Regions from separate parts of the Homo sapiens genome. Here region 2 is linked to region 1. The links are chromatin contacts, found by Hi-C or POLR2A ChIA-PET in ENCODE. All regions are on one chromosome and are shown on one strand. The core of a region is the stretch at or near the end of the contact, and the rest is flanking DNA. Distances in the headings are between cores, read along the strand shown. Region 1 holds the start of SPRYD4 (SPRY domain containing 4). Region 2 holds the start of PRIM1 (DNA primase subunit 1).

The links. A loop is a pair of places that touch in the nucleus more often than their neighbours do. ChIA-PET counts read pairs that join two places held with the same protein, here RNA polymerase II (POLR2A). Pooled maps may share reads with other maps.
Region 2: a loop to region 1 is called in a pooled map, with 6 times the contacts of the local background. The contact joins the promoter of PRIM1 here to the promoter of SPRYD4 in region 1. A Hi-C loop is called at or near these places in 6 of 50 pooled maps. POLR2A ChIA-PET finds 5 or more read pairs at or near these places in 3 of 52 experiments (H1, OCI-LY7 and WTC11).

Annotation. Positions count from the first base shown.
Region 1 is chr12:56,467,207-56,469,900 of GRCh38, reverse strand. SPRYD4 (SPRY domain containing 4) reads right to left here and starts at 1,323. Exons shown (of 2, transcript NM_207344.4): 1 at 1,225-1,323; 2 at 1-862. The coding sequence starts at 1,309. The coding sequence ends at 324. RefSeq lists enhancers at 476-605, 1,026-1,075, 1,396-1,575, 1,586-1,655.
Region 2 is chr12:56,750,953-56,753,646 of GRCh38, reverse strand. PRIM1 (DNA primase subunit 1) reads left to right here and starts at 1,324. Exons shown (of 13, transcript NM_000946.3): 1 at 1,324-1,451; 2 at 2,452-2,609. The coding sequence starts at 1,349. RefSeq lists a silencer at 1,388-1,682.

The DNA.
Region 1 (2,694 bases), core at 74-2,573:
ATGATAAGACCCCAGGATGGAATACAGTCTGAGAAAGGCCTGGGCAAAGGGAGGCAGAGGGACTGAAGGAAGCAGGTCAAGGAAGATACACCCATGGTAGCCTAGGAAATTGGCAGTAGTTGGTGGGTGGGGAAAAGGAGGGTTTGGCTGTATGCCTAGCTTTCACAAGGTAGGGGATGAGGAAGATGATCATGATATTGCACAGAGGACCCAACACTGAATTGTGGGAGCTAGAGGTTGCTTGAGGCAAAGTAAAAAGGCTTCGGACACTTTCAAAAGGAGGCTGGCCAAAGGCGTGATTAGGGACTCCAGTAATGGACATACTAGAGGCCCTCGGGCACCTCAAGCCCTGAATGGGTCAGCAGCTCCCCATCCCAGAGAGCAAAGGCAGGCACCACTGGACCCCGGAAATCTGTCTGTAGCGTGTGAACCACAGAGACCTGGCTCACATCCACCAGGCTCAGCTTCTGGGCCTCATACTCCAGCAACAGCCCCACCTTCTCTGGCTGCCCAATACCCTCAACTGGGGCTTTCTCGTTGGCCAACATGGTGTACCACTTGCGCTGGGCATAGGTGAACACCCAGGAACGATCATCAACACCAATGCAGCTATCCCGGGACATGTCCACATCTGCCACTCCTATCCGGAACTGCTGGGAGCGCTTCACTGTCACTTCCCAGTAGTGTCTGCCACTGGTGACCGCTGTGTCTGCCAGCACCACTGCCCACTCCCGGAAGCGCTCCACATTCAAGGCCACCTTGGTGGGCTCCAATCCCACCAAGCCATATTTGACACCCGTATCATCTCTGAAGAGTGCCAGGCTGCTGTGGGCGGTTTTTTCTTCCAGTTTGAAACTGACGCCTGCGGGCAGAGCAAAAAGACGGGATAATAACAGGGGCTAGAACCCTAGGGCTGGTGATATATTCAGATATGAGGCAGGCAGCCATGATACACGAGCAACTAGGGAAGAGTCAGAATGCCAAGCGGGCAAGAGAGTCGCGAGGTCGCTTTACTACGGATAGCTCACGGAGCTGAAAAACTCGGATTGAGTAAGTCCCGGAATTTAAAGAAACCAAATGGTATCACAGGTTTGGAATCTTAAGACCAAGGCAGGTGGGGAAGGAAAAGACCCGAGAGGGTTGGAGTTGCTTCTCGGAGTGGGGTCTGGGAATAATAGACGGCAGCCATTCTGGAGGTAAAAGAGTAAAAAGAGATAATCCTACCTCTCTGGGCCTCTGTGGAGGCAACTCCCAATCGTTTGGCTCCCCAGCGGCACAAGCGCAAAGAACGTGCAAAAAGCAGCGCCATCTTGCGCCTTGGATGAACCGGGCACGCCTCCCGCTTACAGACACAGCCATCTGCCCGCCCGCTCCCCTAGCACGTGGTGCGCGAGGGGCGGCCGCGCAGTGTTATGACGTAGGCGACGCCCGGGGGCGGGCGGCCGCCAAGGTAGTGGTTTCTGTTCTGTTTCTGCCCGCGGTTAATGCTGCTTATTCAGTTTTTCTGCGTAGACGAACGCTGCTCACATTTGAACTACGTAAAACTTTTAGAGATATAGTGTAGCCAGATGCTTAGAAGTATAGATTTTAAAATTAGACAGTACTGTAATTAGCTTTGATCCCGGCTTCACTGTGTGAGTTTGGGCAACTCACTCCACTTTTCTGAGCCTTAGTGTTCTAATTTATAAAATAGAAATTATATACAGACCTTAGTAATAATTAAGTGAGAATAATCTAGGCCGGGCGCGGTGGCTCACGCCTGCAATCTCAGCACTTTGGGAGGCCGAGGCAGGCGGATCACGAGGTCAGGAGATCAAGACCATCCTGGCCAATATGGTGAAACCCCGCCTCTACCAAAAGTACAAAAATTAGCCGGGCGTGGTGGCGCGCGCCTGTAATCCCAGCTACCCGGGAGGCTGAGGCAGGAGAATCGCTTGAACCAGGGAGTGGGAGGTTGCAGTGAGCCGAGATTCTGCCACTGCACTCCAGCCTGGTGACAGAGCAAGACTCCATCTCAAAAAATAATAATAATTAATCTAGATATATATTGGCAAATAGCAACCATTGGGTAATTCACAGTTGTTTATAATTAATAGTAAATACATAAATACTGTTAATGTTGGTTTTGTATGTTCAAGGCTAGGAACGGATGGTTTAACTCAGCATTCAGTTTTCTGAACTTAACCAAGAGTAGCAATATTTTGGTTCAGGGTATGAGGTAGGAGATTATGGACAGCCTATATTGAACATTTCGATCTGCATTCCATTTTATTTTATTTTTTGAGACAGGGTCTCATTCTGTCACCCAGGCTGCATGCAGCACAGTGGCGCAAACACAGCTCACTGCAACCTTCATCTCCGAGGCACAAGCGATCTTCCTGCTTCAGCCTCCCATGTAGCTGGGACCACATGTGCACGCACCATGCCCCGTTAACTTTTTTGTAGAAACGGGGGTTTCGCTTTGTTGACCAAGTTGTTCTCGAATTCTCGGGCTCAAGCCATCCTCCCACCTTTGCCTCCCAAAGTGCTGTGATTACAGGTGTTAGCCACTATGCCAGGCCTACATTTTTTTAATCAGTCCACTTCTCAAGGTTCTGCTGGCCAGTGCAATAGCAACATACATCCCACCTCCATCCTCCTACCCCTCAAAAAAGGATTTTAGATATATATTTTTAAAATGTATATTCTGAGACG
Region 2 (2,694 bases), core at 75-2,574, 280 kb before region 1:
AAGCCAAACACCCACCCCTAAACCAATCACATACCGCATCCTACTACTAGTTAGCCCAGGTACAGCTTCTCCATGCCAACAGCCTCCAATCAAAGAATACCTTGACGGCTTCCCTTTTTTATAAAGCTTTCCTACTCCTCTGCCTGCCTTTGAGTCCTGTCAAATGCAAGTGATGATGGCTGACTCCCTTGCTATAGTAAGCTCTGAATAAATAGCCTATGCTTTTCTCATTTGGTTATTTATTTCCACATATTGGATCTAGTAATTCATGAAATTCCATGAAGAACTAATTTCCAAAACTTTTTTTTTTTTAGACACGGTCTTTCTCTGTTGCCCAGACTGGAGTGCAGTGGCACTATCATGGCTCACAACAGCCTGGACCTCCCAAGCTCGAGAGATTGATTGCCCCCTCCCCCCACTCCCCGCCCCCAACCCTTCAGCCTCTAGGGTAGCTGGGACTACAGGCGCACGCAACTACATCTGGCTAGTTGTGTGTGGGTGCGTGTGTGTAGACAGAGATCTCACAATGTTGCCCCAACCGGTCTCGAACTCCTGGCCTCAAGCGATCCTCCTGCCTTGGCCTCCCAAAGTGCTGACGTTACAAGCATGAGCCACCGCACCTGCCTACAAACGTTTTTAAAAGATACTGGTGTCGGCCAGGCGTGGTGGCTCACACCTGTAATCCCAGCACTTTGGGAGGCTGAGGCGGGCGGATCACGAGGTCGGGAGATCGAGACCATCCTGGCTAACACGATGAAACCCCGTCTCTACTAAAAATAAAAAAATAAAAAAATAAAAAAAAATTAGCCGGGCGTGGTGGCTGGCGCCTGTAGTCCCAGCTACTAGGGAGGCTGAGGCAGGAGAATGGCGTGAACCCGGGAGGCGGAGCTTGCAGTGAGCCGAGATCGCGCCACTGCACTCCAGCCTGGGCAACAGAGCGAGACTCTGTCTCAAAAAAAAAAAAAAAAAGATACTGGTGTTATTTCTAAAACATCCAAAAAGTTCACGTGGAGCATCCTTTTTACTTCATCTTAATAACCTAAATCAATATGCTATAGGTCTCACATTTCCGGAGAAGATCCTCTTCCTGGAATGGACGCGGCCTTCTGCCCACAAGAGCGGTGGCCCTAGTGCCCGAACGCGTGGGCAGATCGCAAACTGCTGCGTCTCCCGCAGCCCCCGCGCGCACCAAGTGGGAACTACAATTCCCGGCGGCCCCGGCGGACTGCGGGCCGCCGGGTCAGACAGCCGACCTCGGCCATAAGCGCCTGCGCAGTCGCGGGGCCGCCGGCCGTGCTGTTCCCGCCAATTCCTGTGGTAATCCTTACCGTGGCGAGTTCCGCGCTCAATGGAGACGTTTGACCCCACCGAGCTGCCCGAGCTGCTTAAACTTTATTACCGGAGGCTCTTTCCCTACTCTCAGTACTATCGCTGGCTCAACTACGGTGGAGGTGATGGAGGCGAGGAATGGGTTCGGGAGCGGAGTGTGAGGAGGTTGGAGGCGGGGTGTCCTTAGAATGACAATATGAAGCGCCTTCTGTGCACCAGGCTTTGTGCCGCGCGCCTTCATTTGCTCTCTCGAGCCCGCCCCACCACTTCATAGGTGTAAATGGGCCGAGAGAGGATATAATAAGCCAGCCTGCGGCCACGCTGTAAAAAAAAAAAAAAAAAAAAAAAAAACAGAGCCGCCGCTCCTACCTCTGCGTGGTCAGGCTCACATTAGGTGCCCCGTTTACCTGCAGCGGTGCCCAGGGGGTTACTGGGGCGTAGCGTGAAGCTGCTGAGGCATGGTTTGCATCAGGAGCGGAAGAGCCTCTCTCAGAGGAAGAGAAATACTTTCTTCCTTGCAGCTGAATTTATTAGTGCGAATCGAGGAGAGAGGGGTGGCATTACATATTTAAAATATTTATGCATCTGTTTCATCTTTTGTACCGTTCCCTAGCAAATACGGAATGGTAACTGCTTTCAAATTAGGGACTAGGTCATGTGGATTTTGTTTTGTTTTTCTTTTACATCTACCACGGTGTTGAGCATAGGGGGCTCATTAAAAACATCTTCTCGGGCCGAGTGCCGTGGCTTACGCCTATAATCCCAGCACTTTGGAAAGCCGAGGAGGACGGATTACCTGAGGTCAGGAATTCGAGACCAGCCTGGCCAACATGGTGAAACCCCGTTTCTACAAAAAATACAAAAATTATCTGGGCATGGTGGGTCGCATGCCTGTAGTCCCAGCTACAGCCTCGGGAGGCTGAGGTGGTAGGATCCCTTGAACCCGGGAGGCGGAGGTTGCAGTGAGCCTTTATCGAGCCACTGCACTCCAGTCTGGGCGACAGAGCAGGAAGCAAGCAAGATTCCCTCACCGAAAAAAAAAACTTCTCATTGGCTAAAATTATAATGCCCTGAGCCAAATAAAGTAGCAAATTAACTTTAAAATGTACATTTATTTTGCAGTGATAAAGAATTACTTTCAACACCGTGAATTTTCATTCACATTGAAAGATGATATTTACATTCGCTACCAATCCTTCAACAACCAGAGTGATCTGGAAAAGGAGATGCAGAAAATGAATCCATACAAGATTGATATAGGCGCAGTATATTCTCACAGAGTAAGAAATCTTTTTTTAATATATTTTGTTGTTTTATTTTGTAAACCAAGAATGGGTTGATTCCTCTTGCGTTTTGAGATTAAAT